2 separate regions of the Mus musculus genome follow, and region 2 is linked to region 1. The links are chromatin loops, found by intact Hi-C in ENCODE. Cell type or tissue: left cerebral cortex. All regions are shown on one strand.

Region 1 (8,000 bases):
TTATTTGGGAGTTGGGATTGGTTGGCAGAAGCTAAAAACAAATAGAAAAGGATGCTGTTTGGGGGTTTCTATTGCTGGAATGAACATAATGACCAAAAGGCAAGTTGGGGAGGAAATGTATTTATTTGACTTAGACTTCCACAGCACTGTTCATCCTTGAAAGAAATCAGGATGGGAACTCAAATGTCAGGAGCCTGGAGGCAGGAGCTGATGTACAGGACCTGGAGGATTGCTGCTTACTTGCTTGCTCCCTGTGACTTGCTCACCTTGCTTCATTTTTGAACCCAGGATGATCAGCTCAGGGATGGCACTACCTATAATAGGCTGGGAACTTTCCCATCAATCACTAATTAATAAAATGTCTACCTACAGCCTCATCTTCTCAATTGAAGTTAACTCTTTCTATTCTGGCCCAGAGTAATAAAAACAACTATTGTTGTACATTGTGCATCACTCTAGCCCTGCTATTGGTACTTGTCTTGTACACACTATAAGGAGACATGGATGCTATGAGATAGTGGTGTGACTCTACTCTCTTATTGAGGATAGTATTTCAGAGGGAAATGCAAGTGCAGCTTTAAAAAAGCATAATTCTATCTTAGACATATTCATAGTCTTTTACCAGTTGCTTCTAACATGAATATAAAAATCATGTAACTGCAAAATTGAAATGATAATAAAATGAATTTGTAAGTTCAGTAGTTATTCACATGGAGTGGGACCCAGAAAGGCTATAAAGTTGTTAAATCAGTACTAAACAAGTTATGTCCACTGATTTGAGTTGTAAAACTTTGGGCAGGTTATACTTTTGTGTCTTCATTTCTCCAAAGCCCTCATCTGGGCTATTGAAAATATTAATAAGTTAAAACAAGAAAGATGCTTAAAAGAGTGTCCAGAGTACAGAAGTTACTGGGTTGAAATGAATGTCACTTATTGCTGTGATAAACTGTTGTCATTTCTACACCAAAGTTTCCATATATTAGCAACTGACTTAATACTGTAGAGTGGCTAGCCTAAAGGGTCTCTGCTTAAAGCAGTCTGATGGCAGATCATTATTTCTTTTTTATGTCTTTATGAACTGGTCAGCAGAAGACCAGCACTAGAGTCACCTAAAATCTTGGGTCAAAATCCTTGTTGCATGCCCCTTCTTTTTCTTCCTGGGTCTCCAAAGATGCAGCCTGGCTTCTCAATTCATTATTATAAGTACCTCTTGATGAGTCTAGAGTAGAAATCTAAAGAAAGCTGCAGCAGGCCTAGCACTCTAAAATTCCATGCAAGAAAGTGGTTATGGAGTCTAATTTACCATGATGCTTTGCAGTGCACTCCAATTGTATGTCTGTTTAACCTTAGAAAATAAGTTGAAAATGCAGCTAGGGTGGCGCCCCCTGGAACCCCTATACCCTGGAAGTAGAATCAGGGACACTGAATTTTTTAGGCCAGCCTAAGCAACATAGTGAGTACAATCAAAATAAATAAATAAATAAAAAAGCAATAACTTACATATTTTTCTTATTTCAGTAGTTTCATAAATGCTGTTGGTCAAAAGCATTAACATTCTAACCTAAAACCGAACAGAACAAAACCTTTAGCTCTGCCTCTTATCCTGTCAGCTTGGTACCAACACAGAACCTGAAGCAAGTCTTTGAAATAAGATTGCTTTGTTGAAAAACTTTCTTAGGGGGAACTACTGGTTCTTGTCCAGCAAAGAGCTTAGAAGTCATCCTTACGAAAAATAATAGGCAAAATATTGAAAAATAATCACCTATCTTAGAGCCCTCAGAGAACAGAGATCACAGCACAGCTGGGTCCCTTTGCTTTATTTCCCTGCAACTAGAGACCAGAGACAAGGGGAGTGAAGAAATCGCCAGTTACCAGGGACAGATGTTGACTGCTGCAAAACATAGTTAAAAAAAAAAAAAAAGGCAACAGAATCCAAAAGAAGGACATTTGGGGACTTAGTCTGTGATGTCCCAGCTGCATCAGTGAGCATGGCCTACACCTCTGCAAGGACATAGAATTTCACACCAAAGGTCTGTCTACCAGTATAAGCATGTCTGGCTCCCAACAACACAATGCACAGCATGATGGTCATTGAAGAACAAAATGCTTCAGAAGACACCTGGAACCCAAGCTGACAGCTAAAGGAGGAACCAGGATTGTGGCAGAGATGACAGATTTCACAGACATCCCAGCGAGGTTAAGGCAGCATGTGCAATATACATTGTGATACAAATATTCTGTTCATGTAGTTCAATTGTAGTTTATAATTTAATATTATTGTAATATTAAATTATAGTTATCATTATAATATTATTTGAAATTAGCCAAGGAAAAGGAGACAATATTGGGGAAGTTAGACAATCTAAGAAGCAGGGCTTTAAGTTTACCATGTAAAGAATTGCAAAAACAGCTTAAGATGAAATGATAGGGTCATGAGGGCCCTATGAGAGGACTCATTAGGTAAAAAGTGCTTACTGCCACACCTGAAGACCTGAACTCAGTCCCTAGGACTCACGTGATGGAAGGAAAAAAACTGGCTCCCTTATTTTACTCGATCTCCAATGCTCCTTGTTGGGTGCATCTCAAAGGAGTGTAAACTAGAAAGATAAGTAGGTCATTTGCATCTTCCAGGTGGTTCCAGAGGTTTTATCCCTGACTCCCCCATTCCTGTCCCCTTCCTCAGTCTTCTCTTTCCTTTCCTTCCTCTCCCTCTTTCTTGGTATGAACATGAGAAAGGTGAGACTCAGTAAACCATCACACTGAGGGGTGTAGATTTTCTTGCTGGTCTTATTCTTGCTCTTTTTATCATTTGCTTGCTGCTTGAGCTCTAGCGATTAGCTCATGAAGAGTTGAAATGCCATATAACATTTAAAGAAGAATACAGGCAGCTGCTGAAGGACAAACGCTCTCAAAGCAAGATGAATTGAAGGACTCTCGAACAAGTCGTTTGGCAGACAGAACCAATGAGAGCATATTTTGGAGCATACGTTGCATGTCTTTGTGTGTGCACTTGTATGTGCACATGTGTACATGCAAATGGAGGCCAGAAGTCAACATTAGATATCTTCCTCAGTCTCTTTCCACACTCTTTTGAGACAGGATATCTCACTGAGCCTGGTGTTTGCCAGTTTGGCAAGATTGGCTAGCCAGTAAGCTCCTGAGATCTGCCTTGTTTCTACACCCTAGCACTGAAGACATGTGCTTCTGCCCCTGAGTTTTGGGACCTGAACTTAAGTCCTCATTTCAGGTAAGCACTTTAACAAGTAAGCTATCTTCCCACCCCCCCATTTACAGCAGTATTTGGAAGGCTGACGATTCAGACCAATGGGATTAAAAATTAAGTGTCCATAACAATAATGGTTATCACATTGCAAACACAACAACGATCATGTGTGAGCAGTGCTAAGAGGTAGAAGTGGCGAGGAATACCTATCTGCAATTGCAGGTATCCAAAGATGACCAGAACAGGTGGAGGCACACAGAAACCCAGTTTTAGGTGTATATTCCCCATTTGCTTTTTCTGTTTGTTTTGTTTTGCATTTTTGAGACAAGATCTAATTGTGTAGCCCAGGTTAGCCTAGAGTTTGCTATATAATCCAGGCTTAAGTTTAAATTATGATCCTCTTGTCTCAGTCTTCATGGTACTGGCTTTATAGGTAACCCATGGATGTTTAAAAATTCCTTTTTGAAAAAAATTCTCTGTAATGAAATTTGATACACAGAGATTAACCTAGCAAAAAGTGTGTGTGTGTGTGTGTGTGTGTGTGTGTGTGTGTGTGTGTGTGAACTGACAGCACATTTGTGGAGGTCAGAGGACAACTTGGGGAGCTGGTTCTCTCCTTCCACCATGTGGGATCAGGAGATCAAACTGAGGCCATTAGGCTTGCTAGCAAGTGCCTTTATCTGCGGAGGGAGCCAACTCTCTGCCTCTTTCATTTCTTTTAAAATACAGTATCTCTACTAATAATGAAAGTTATAGACCTTTATTATTAGTAGCTCATCATATGCAGGTCTATAATGGTATTTAATGGAATAAAGGGAGTGGTGACGACAAAAAAAAAAAAATAAAATAAAATAAAATAAAATACAGTATCTCAGATTTCAGGAGATTTTCTGTTGCTATTTTGTGTCCTCTAGATGGCAGAATAGGACTTCAATTTGTACTGTTGACACCTTTTGGCTAGTCCATGCAAGATTTCCTTTTTTTTTTTTTTTTTACAGGTTTTGGGTTTTATGTAACTAACATGCTTTAAATATTTTCTTTTGTAAGGATAAAACCATTCCACTAATAAAACCATTCCACTAATACATCCTCAAAAGGAAAGGCCTTGGTGGATCCCTGAGAGATCCAAGTGATTAATTATTTTATTGAACCCTAATTTTGATGTTATTTTTGGTGGTGTAGAGTTCTTATATAAGTTCAGTATTCTGTTTGTGAAATGCTTGGATCGAGGTTGTTTGGATCTTAGAGTTTGAATTTGGAAATGTTTACGTGTGTGTGTGTGTGTGTGAGTGAGAGAGAGAGAGAGAGAAACAGAGACAGAGAGAGACAGAGACAGAGAGACAGAGAGACAGAGAGACAGAGAGACAGAGACAGAGACAGAGACAGAGACAGAGACAGAGACAGAGACAGGGACAGACAGAGGTAGAGAAAGACAGACCTGGACCAGCAGTTTGTTCTTCAGTGACAATGTCCTGATGGGAAGGTGCTTAGGGAGAGAAAGATAGAGAAGATAAAAGCTGGGGTCAGGAAGTCTTACATAAGCTATGTTTAATGACCCCCAAAAAGTTTATTAAGAAATAGAGTACCTTGTATATTATTTGCTGGGTGGGGAGGAGAATAGCCAAGGTCAGCAGAAAGCCAAATCACACAGCGTTGGCAAGGAGAACACAAGATACCTCAGACACAGTTGTCTTAGAATTAATGACCGCAGTCCAGGACAGAGTCAGGTCCCCAGAAACCACAGCTTTGACTCTTTCAAGGCACTCGTCTCCATTGTTAGCTAGCCTTGCTAACTTCTCTCCTGAACAAGGATATATAATTAAAGTTCCCTTTGTCTTTCATCAGAGACTCTATGAAAAGTCTTAAATCAGTCTGGCTCTATCATATATGTATGTAGATCTTGAACTATGTAGGGAAAGGAACCCACCACTAATCAGGAAATTCATTTATATTTCATTTACATGTGTGGCTTAGAATTTGATACTATATTTTTAATATACTTTAATTTTGAAATATGGAGTCACATAGGGAATTTTCTATTTCTTATGCCATTTCAGCACACATAAACTTGAATTTGGGATTAGGCATGCTTAACATGCATTATCATGATTCAGTTACTAATCATTTATCTGGCAAAAACATAGATACTGTTGGACTGGCTTTAACAGACAGGTGGTACTGTTAACTGACATCTATTGTTGCTACTAAATGAAAATTGCTGGTGCCCACAGTCTCTCTCTCTCTCTGTCTATCTCTCTGTGCTCTCTCTCTGTCTCTTCGTCTCTTTCTCTTTTTCTCTGACTCTGTCTCTCTGTCTCTCTGCCTCTCTCTCTTGTTGTTTTCTTTTTTGAGACAAGGTTTCTCTGTTTAATAGTCCTGACTGTCCTTGAACACTTTTCATAGATCAGGCTGGCCTTAAACTCATAAGGATCTGCTTTCCTCTGTTTCCTCATTGCTTGGATTAAAGGCATGTGCCACCATACCTGGAAAAAAATTCTCTTTCTAGATGAATTATGCTATGGCATTTGCTTCTGTAATGGTTGAGTAGGAGTGTCCCTGTCCCAGGTGAATATGTTTTAATACTTGGTCTCCAGTTGCTGGAACTGTTTGGGAAGAATTAGGAAGTGTGGCCTTGTTGAAGGAAACAGGTTGGGGACAGGCCTTGAGGTTTCAAAGACTCCCAAGTGTGTTTTCAAAGACTCTCAGTCTCCAACATGTGGATCAAGATATGACCTCTTAGCTGTTTCTGCCACCATAACTTCCTGAAATTGTAAATCCAACTAAATGCTTTCTTTGGTAAGTTGCCTTGGTCATCGTATTTTGTCACAGCTACAGAACAGGAACTAAGACAGCTTCTTTGTCACAAACTTGCTTACTGACCTTTTTTTATTTTTATTTTCCAACCTTAGCAATAAGCTTTAGAACAAAGCCCACTTTATTATTAGGAATTTTAATTATTCACATCTGAAAGTTATTTATGTGCATATGGTACCATAGGTGTCCTCTCACATTATAGTTACTATTGGGCATTTGTTAGCTTTCTTCTATCTCCCAATAGCCTATTCTAACTTGGGAATACTTTGTCCCATATCACAGTGACTTTGTAGATTCTTATAAATTGAATTATTTGAATACTAGTCACATTCATCACTTTGATCTCAAACATCTAAAGAAATATACCCATGAGTTGAAGAGTGATGTTTCATTTTGAGAGGGATCCTTTTTTGTTCTCACACAAAAAGTTTGGAATGAATGTATTCCAAAATGAAGATCAGTGAGATTAAACTTTGTGGCATATACCTGTGATTTCAGCGCTTGTGGAGTAAAGATACAAAGATCAGGAGTTCTGGTTTATCCTGAGATACATACCTAGTGAGTTTGAGGTCAGCCTCACCTCTAAGAAATTACCTCCAAACAAAACAAATAACAACAAAACTCAGAGAGAAATAAAACAAAACAAAATTTAATTTGGGGATTTTAGATTTGCAGTATTGATGTTTACATTCAGTGATTTTGTTTTATGCAACAGAGAAAAACATGATCTGTGCTTCCTTGGTCTATAACAGTTTTGTTTGTTTGTTGTTTTTCACTTGTTTTTTGTTTTTGTTAACATAGAGGGGATAATAACACGTGGATATCTAGAGTTCTTGTGGCCATGACTTCTAGGAGATCCTTCAAGGAGCATCTAGTGCCACGGGAAAGGATGCTATGATTGACAGCATTTCCTGTGCTAACAGAAGGAAGGAAGCAGGAAGAACACTAGGACTTTGCCATCTTCAGGCTCAGGCTGTGATATTACAGGGATTTTAAATTCATTTCTGCAAAGGAGTTTTGCACATGGCTCTTAGATTGCAGGATTAGACTAGTCTCTCTAAGAAGTCTTTTCACCGCCACTCACTTATAGGTTAGGCCAGAAAAGAGCAATTTTGAATTGCCCTTTATGCCTTTCAAAGATTTTAGAAGACTTCTCTGCAAATTCATAGGTCATTTCTTTTGAGGTGTGTGGGAGGTTTCTTTCTCAACTTGAATATATATAGTATTATTATAATATATATTATATTATAACATCCCATATATATATGGGGGTATTACTGCACATTGTAAGAATCCAAAGCAGTGGCTCTTTTGAATTTTGGCATTTATTCATGAATTTCAACAACAGATACTTATTTAAAATACTATTATGCAACAAAGCTCTTTGTCAAGTCTGGAGGGGAAAGTCTTGCCTTTCTGGAATCTCATTTGATTTAAGTTTCTCTCACCCCGTTTTGCTGAACGGGCTTCTTAGTTTTTTATCCTGTCACTGTGATAAAACACTATGACTGAAGTAACTTAACAGACAAAGGTTTTATCCAGGCTGACAGTTCAAGGGTCAAGTCAACCCTTGTGGGAAAGCCACAGTAGCAAGTACTTGAAATTGTTGTCCACCTTAAAGCCACAGTCAAGAAGTAATGACAAGGGCTTGAACTCAACTCCCTTTCTCCTTGAAAGGTTTCAAGGCCTAGGAATGGTGGCATCCACCATGGGGAATCTCTCTCACCCCAATTAACCTAATAAAGGTTATTTTCCATCATTACCTCAGTGGCCCATCTCCCAGGAGATTCTAGATCCTGTTGAGCTCACTGTTAATATTAGGCCTAACTGTGAGTTTCTATGTTAGTTTGTTTCCTGTAATGTGCTACCTGATAGTCTAGGGGCTGGCAGATTGCAGGGACTACAACAAACATCGTGTTGTTCGGAAGCTGCCACTGTAGCAGGAAGAATAGATGATTAAACT
Region 2 (8,000 bases), 1.3 Mb after region 1:
CAAAGTGCAGAAGGAAAACTCAACATCGATGACTGTCCCATTAATTTTTCATTAGGAAACCACTCTTTTAAACTTGATGTAAATACTCTAGATACACAGATTGAGATGTAATTGAGGATTTAAAACACTCTTGGTAGAGCAAAAATAAGAGAATTACAGTCTTAAGTCTGGTTGGCAAGAGGACATCAACCACTCAGAAGAAAGCTCAGGATTTATCAAGCATCTTGGAATAATAAAAGGTGTAAGCATGGAGTATTTAAACCTTCACAAATATCCCAAAATAGAGAAACGAGTCTTATTTTAGAGAAAACAGGCTTGTTAATGTTTTCAGTGGAAAGGCAAAAATTTCTGTATCGAATTTTGCAGTAATCTTGGCCCACTTCCAGTGGGTTTTGCTAGATGTTGAGATGGATTCAAAGCATACATGCATGCATTCTTCAAAGCATGGCAAGGCCAAGACAGTAACAAGCTACAGCATCGGCTGAACCCAGAACACTTTCGAATGTGTTTAAATTAGCTCTCCCTTTGTCTTCAAGAAAGAGCATTTCTCTTCAGGCTAGCAGATGATTTAAAAAATTAAGTTCACTTGGCTAATCCTCCTTTCTAGGACCTTCTATGAACTTCAGTATAAAATCTTCCTGATTTGATGCCTGGAGACCTGAGGCTTAAAGCTTAAATAAATTGCTCCTTGTGGAAAAAAAATTGAAGTACTAGCCCAGGCAGTGCTCCAGAACATGTATTTTTCACCAAGGATGCATTGTCTCTTTGCTTTCTATTTAGCCCCATTAAAAGATGGCTAAGTGTATGCAAATTAAATTAAATTAAATGTAAGCGGATAAGGGGCCTGGAAAGGGTTAATGCTGAAGCAGACCCTCAAGCTGAAAAAACAAAAACAAACTAGCAAGCAAAAACCCTTTAAACCCCCTATAGGAAATTCAATGGGCTTCCTGTTTCTTTAAACTCTCCCTTTCCCTCCTTCTGACACTTTACCAAACCGCGGTGGCGGCCTCAGGACCCTGCAGCCCAGAGCCACCTCCACCTCCCTCTGTGCGGGTCTGGGGTAGGAGGGGCTTTTGATGGGATGGGGGCTGGGAGTTGGGGGATGTCAGTAACCCTAGCGACTCAGGTTTGCTCCCCCGCCACCCAACGGTTGCCAGACCAGCCCTCAGTGAGGGATGAAATACTATTAACCCTTTAGTGCCCAGGCGGAAATCAGAAGATAGTGGGCGCTCCCTGGGGGGCCTCATCCCTCTCTACCCGCAGGCTGACACCCAAAAGCCACGGAAGCCTGGAGGGTGCAGGCGGCATCGGTTCCTCTGCAAAGGTCATGAACCGGGTGGGCGGATGGCGTCCGGGAGACTAGAATCTGCCACCGCCCCACTCGCACCAGTCCTCGGGTGTTTGGGGCCGCAATGGTCCTCTGGCTTTCCCCAGCCAGTCTTCTCGGGCTTCATCTGTGGGAGACTTTTCTGGCGCCCCCTCTCCCCCGAGAAAAGCTCAGCCAATGGACAGGTTGGTGCTGGCTGCGGGTTTTGGGAGGAAGGTGGGAGAAGCCTGGAGGAGAGAAGGGGAGGGAGGAGGGCGGAGGGAAGAGAGGAGGGTTCAGCGGTAGATCTAGCAAATGGCAAGCCGCCTTCCCTCCCCAAAGTGTAGAGCTGGAGCGCGGGGGAGCGCGGCGGCGCCTCCGCCACCAAACTCCTGGGGCTCCGCGGCGTTCGGAGCCACCTCCTGCCTAGCCCGGAGGGGCTCTCTTACCAGGCTGCAACCTCACTTTCCCGTTTTTCTTTTTCTTTAAAAAACACCCCCACCTCTCTTCTGCTCACAGCAGCTGGTGCATTCCCGGCTCTACTCTCCGGAGCTGCCCATCCCTCCGGCTGCGGGCGAGGACGCGCGCTCAGCCTTGGGCGAAGCAAAGAAGAAAAACTTGTCAGAGGGGTTTCTCCAGCCTCCACTAACCTCCTTCTCTCGGGAACACCAACCACCCGCCGGGGCCAGACCTAAGTCTGGGAAAGTTCCTCCGGTGCTCAGCGCCCTCTTGAATCTGGAACAGCACCGGCGCAGCCAGTGGAATTAGATCTGTTTTGAACCCAGTGGAGCGCGTCGCGGGCGCTCGGAAGTCACCGTCTGTGGGCGCCCGGGTGGCGCTGCCTGAGAGGACCCGGGAGTTTGCCGACCCTACTGCAAGTGACCTTTCCTCCCCTCACTTGGTTGATTGTGTCTCAGTTGGGGGCTGCGAGGGTGACAAGTTGCAGTGAGAGCTCCCGAAGTTCGGAGAGGGTTCAGCTGTCTCTCCTTCACTTCTGTTACCCGGAGTGAAATCCTAGCGAAACTGTCAGAGGCCTCCGGATCCCACCCAAGACTCACCAGCAGAGCTCGGCCGTGTCGCCCCATCCCCAGGGATAACCCCGGAGCCCAGGGTCTCAAGAAAAAATTCGTTGGGCAGGGGAGAGAGGTCGCGGCAGCGGCATGGCAAGGTTCCGGAGGGCCGACCTGGCCGCAGCAGGAGTTATGTTACTTTGTCACTTTTTAACAGACCGGTTCCAGTTCGCCCACGGGGAGCCTGGACACCATACCAATGGTAAGAAGTACTTTTCTCAATTGTTTTTGTGTGTGGCTGAAGATCCTTCCGGTGTCTTCGAACCTCCATCCTCATCTCACACCCACCCAAAGTATCTGCCCTTGGGAAACTTATCCTAGTTGTTTTTCTGGGAAACTTGAGTTTCTCGAATGGGGAAAGAGGTTTGCTTGATCAAAAGGTGTGGGAAACCAGGACTTCCCTGAAGCTATGATGCTTACTCCACCTGGGCGCCAGGGGGTGGTCCTGCCTAACCCCAAGTAGCCCAAAGAGGTCGGGGTGTGAGAGAGCCTGCTGCTGCGGATACCTCTCTGAATCTTGGTTACATCAGGTTGTTTCCCCTCTGGATTCTCATCCCTTGGAGCTCAGAGGCTCTTCCCTGTGCGCCGCGGAAGGGATGGATGGATGAACAATCTGATGACAGTCAGGGATGGCAGGTCGCCCCGTGCCAAGGGAAAACGCCTTGTGTCTGCACATCCCTCCTTCAGGCTATCCTCACTAGTTTTCTCATTGTGGGGTTACTAAGTGGATGCAGTAGAAGCAGCGGGGTTCAGGGATAGAGAAGAGGTGGAGAAGATGGGGACCAGTCGTGCCTATGAGGACAAGCCCTGGCCCCATTGTCCTCTGCCTGTCTGTTTCACAGACAGGCCCCAACATGCCAGCAGTTCCTCAGGGTTTCTTGACACTGTCCCTGGAGGAGAAGGGCCTCCAGATACTTGCAATTGGCCGCACCCTGTGCCCTGGTGATCTGTCTGGTTAGGTGTGTGGTAGTGAAGTGTCCTCCTACTGAGCAGGGACTGGCTAATCCAGCTTTCTCCCAAGACCACTCATTCCACTGTGACCCCACAGATTGCTCCCCATCTCTGCCCTTCAGCAAAGAAATGAACAGGCAGGTCAGTGAAACACTGGGGCAGGAATCTGTGAACTCTTGTAGACTCCCAGCAGGAGTGAGAGCAAAGAGCACTTGAAGAGAAAAAGAAAGGAAAACTTCCTGGTTAGGACAATCACTTTGGTTCTGTTTTGCTCTGTACACCTCTTTGTTTAATTCAAGAAAGACTGGTAAATGGTTCTTCAGAAAGTATGCATGTATACCCAGCTGTCAGCCTTCAAGGAGTCACAGAAAGAAGTCCGGGAGGTACACCTGGGGACTCCAGGTGAGAATAAGAGTTTACAAAAACCTTGAATAAAATGTTACCATCTTGAGACAAATAGGATAATCCAAGTCATGCGTGTACCTGAGTTGCAAATTTTAAGAGAGGAAAAAAATTACTTTCTTGGTGCTCCTATTTAAGGCTGGCTCCTATTTAAGTGTGTGTGTGTGTGTGTGTGTGTGTGTGTGTGTGTGTGTGTGTGTGTGTGCTGGGGACCAGCACATGAAGACCACAGGATAAAAGCTGAGATTAAAATTCTTGGATTTTTTTTGTCACCTCTGGTCATCCTCATCAATGAACATAAGTTCTTGGCTATTTATAATTTATATTAGCACACCATATTTCTGTTTATTTTCTTGGCACATTGCATTGGCTGAAAAAAATAACAGTTTTACTTTCTTCAGAAAGCAACACTTTAAAAGATGCAGTAGTCATCTCCATAAGCTTATTTGGAGTAAATGAATATGCAAAGCAATTTTGCAAAAAAGGAGGGGACATTCATCCTGAGTTGTTTGTTTAAAAACTTCTTTGGTACTGGAAGCAAATAATATATTTACAGCAAAACTACATAAAAGAGAGACTAGGAATTTTCATTTAACTACTGAGTATATAATATACTGGCACCCATGTTAAGTTTGCTATTCTAAGGCAAACCTGAGGATGAAATTCATTGCACACAGAGCAGACCAGCTGGTGGAAAGCTTTGGCTTTGGGGAGTATGGCATGCCTTTGTTGATAACATAAATACACCAGCATTTTAAACTAATTCACTATTTCTGGTGGACCTCTTAGAAACATTGTGCTCACAGGATTGGGGACGGGGAATTAACTATAAATCAAACAACACTCCGCATGAAGTTTTATGAAATTATCTCGGAATTCGGGGATTTTAACCTACTGAATATATAACACAGAAAGGTAACACAGAAGAAAAAAAAAAAAAAGAAAACACTCTATTTTCCACTGTAAGATGACTTATCTGAAAATTAAATATCCTGAAACTACTTCAGAAGGTGAAAGGTAGCATGCGACAATCAGGGTTTTATTTTTTTACCACGGGCATTTTGGCAAAGGGCAAACATCTGATTTCATAACAGATTTGTTTGTTGTGCTTTTTACTTTTCTAATGCTGTGGTTGGTTTTATTGCCACCAGAGGGCAGAGAAACCACTAATTTCCTCTGTTCCTGTTTCTAATGTTTTTGTGTTCTAGGGACATGTAGTTCATATTTAATCTGTCATTTTCTTGTTGTTTTCACTGTGTTTTTCTCTGCTTGGATATTTTTTGTGCTTCCTTTCCAGTGAAGTGGGCCAGCTTAGTTAGCAATATTCCTGTTGATTTCCTGTGGCTGAAGTTTCTGTTAGCATCAGTATCTATAACAAAAATTTATAACATAGAGATAATCCACATGAGTGTTTCCTGTAAAGCAAGTGTGGGTCAGATTATTGCATCTGCGGGTTAATTGTTCTTCTCTAGCAATGACTCACAACTTTCCATAAGATACTTAACATAAAATTGAGAAAGATTTTTGTAGCTTGAGTTTGCGTAAGTTATATTGCTACAGAAACATGGTCTAGAGTAGGATTTTCGTCCTTGGATGCCTGCATAGAGGCTTATAACTATTATTACATAATAAACATCATCGTTTAAGCTATTGTAATTGTATCATACATACATAAGTTGTCCATACATAAGGAATGGATGTTACTATTCCTCATCCTTGAGAATATGCTTGAATGTAATTGGAAATGCAAGGTGTTGCAAGTTTCTTCTCTGTAAGAATCAAACAGACCCCTGTAGAGATGTAGACAACATGCACCCTTTTTTGTTTCTAAATGTTACCTCCAATTGCAGAAGCACTATTTTTAAAGATGAATGAATTGGCCCACAGCTGTGATCTTGAGATTTTCCACTTGTTTTGAAGACCATGAGCTTAGGGCATGAGCCAATGCTCCACCCCATCACCTTCTGTATTCTTGAATTCTCACCAAATATTCCCTGAGTGAGGGCCACATGTTCCTACTGTCTTGTCATCCTCTTGTTCTTTTTGTCACTAGTCCTATCTCTACCTAAACTTATACTCTGACTTACTGCTTCCTTTGAAGAACTTTAAGGACTTTGTATGTCTGTTGGTTATGGTGTTTTCTCTTGTTTGTACTGATCCATCTCTATCATAATTCTATTAGACCAGCACACTGGTCCCTGCAATCAGGGTCCCTTGTCATCTTTATGAATCTGCTGCAGCATGTACCATACAGGCATATAATAAATACTTGCAAGACTAAATGGAATAACATTATCGCTGTAGTTCAGGATGGATTTTTGACCTCAGTATGCTCCTGGGAGACTTTTAAGTAATTCTTAACATAAATTGCTTTTAATCAATAAGGTGGAAATGGATATTAAAAATTATCTTCATAGAATAATAATTTAAAAGCAGAGTGTATGCTCTAGGTAGGTCTAGCAAAGTGCCCCAATGCTCTGGCAGATGTCTACTTGCCTTAAGCCTTCTATTTTTATTGTATTTTTTATTTGGCTTGTTTGTCCATGGAGTAAGCCTTTGAAGCCTCAGGTGTCCTGGAACTCACTTTGTAGACCAGGCTGGCCTCAATGTCAGAGATCCTTCTGTCTCTGCCTCCCCAGGGAAAGAAGTTCAACCATTACCTGGTATGATAATTTACACACATACACACACACACACACACACAGAGAGAGAGAGAGAAGCTCTCTTCAGACAAACCAGAAGAGGGTATCAGATCCCATTACAGATGGTGGTGAGCCACCCACCATGTGGTTTCTGGGAATTGAACTCAGAACCTCTGAAAAAGCACTCAGTGCTCTTAACCACTGAGCCATCTCTCCAGCCCCTAATAATTATTAATGATGCTTATTTGAACTTTATTTAATTATATCTTCCTGATCAGAGATTGTCAACCTGTGGGTTGTGACCCCTTTTGGGGGTCAAATGACCCTTTCACAGAGGTAAGACCTAAGTAGTGAATAGGCAGAATTTAGAAGCAAAATCAAATGGCAGAATTCCTAAAAATAATTATGTACATTTAACATGAATTAGCTCGCACTAATAATTAGTAACACAGATATTTTATATTTCTGTTCACAACAATGACAAATTTACAGTTATGATGTTGCAAAACAAAAAAATTTATGATTGCGGGTCACTACAACACAACAACACAACAACACAACTGTAATATGGGATCAAAGCATTAGGAAGGTTGAAACCACTGGTCTTGACCTATGATTTATTAGTTCTTGCTTATTTGTGGTGTTCAGGGGTGGGGTGACCAAACCCAGGGACTCAGACATTCTAGGCAAGTGTTCTTCCCATTCAGCTACATCCTCAGCCCAACTTATTACCTTTCAAATATGGGACTCCTAAAAGAGTTCAAAGTCCAGTTTATGTTCAGCGGTCAACTGATAAGTAGGCTTTCTCTCCTGTACTTTGCGTATGAGCTTGTTACCTTCAGCATGTTTTTGTTGTGGCTGGGTCCAGCCAAACTGCAGATTGAAATTTGGTTCCCAAGTAAACAGCACTGAAACATGGTATTGCCTTTAAGCACACTAGGGCTGTTCCGAAGATTAGGGCAGTTTTCCAGGGCAGCTGTTGTAGACTGACCCCTGTCTCTGAGTGGTTGTCTCTTCTTTGTTTTCTGTTTCTCCTCTGTGCTGTGACAATGCAAGACAGGCTTGTTAAAAAATACTTAATGCCAGAATGACAATTCTGTGACTAATTATTTATTATCAAGTGCCAAGCTTTGGTTTATTCTCTGACGAGCTTGTAACTTAACACATTCAAAGTTTTCTGTGTCAACCATGTGGTTAGTTACCTCTCTTCCGTCCAAGGCAGTATCAGGGATTCTGGTACATAAACAGAAAGCAGACTAAGGGATCTTTACTCACTTAAAATATCATCCTCAATTTACTTGGAAAGTCAGAAAGAAGTGAATCTTATCAAATCTCTACAGTACATTCAGTTATGTATTACTAACCTGCTTTTCCACTTAGTCTTTTTTTTTTTTTTTTTTTTTTTTTGGTTTTTCGAGGTCCACTTAGTCTGAATCTGATGAATTCCAAACTTTTCTTTTGTTCTGAACACAACCCTCCACTTCCAAATTTAGCTTTAATTATCTCTAGAGCATTGTATCCTGGACATTCTTTCTCCAGTGAGTGCCTTCGTTCTGACCCCATACAGTGATTCTAATCCACTGGGGAGACCAACACAGAGTACCAGTCTAGTAAGGGTGCTTTCGTTTG

Evidence for each region. A loop is a pair of places that touch in the nucleus more often than their neighbours do. Peaks named below come from ENCODE experiments on the same cell type or tissue, not always from the same donor. Only the 100,000 strongest peaks of a DNase experiment are listed, where the experiment ranks them.
Region 2: a loop joins it to region 1, with 5 times the contacts of the local background. A loop is called at or near these places in 4 of 42 quality-filtered maps.

The regions. Positions count from the first base shown.
Region 1 is chr2:15,092,561-15,100,560 of GRCm38, forward strand. No RefSeq gene overlaps it. Among named protein-coding and RNA genes, the nearest start is that of Arl5b, 41 kb to the left of the region's middle. In left cerebral cortex, a CTCF peak has its summit at 4,128 (motif pointing right); a DNase peak (open chromatin) is centred at 4,219.
Region 2 is chr2:16,354,660-16,362,659 of GRCm38, forward strand. Plxdc2 (plexin domain containing 2) reads left to right here and starts at 1,645. Exons shown (of 14, transcript NM_026162.6): 1 at 1,645-2,578. The coding sequence starts at 2,467. In left cerebral cortex, CTCF peaks have their summits at 668, 2,828 and 4,878 (motif pointing right); DNase peaks (open chromatin) are centred at 434, 1,620, 2,949, 3,497 and 2 more places; H3K4me3 peaks cover 4,957 bases; H3K27ac peaks cover 4,122 bases.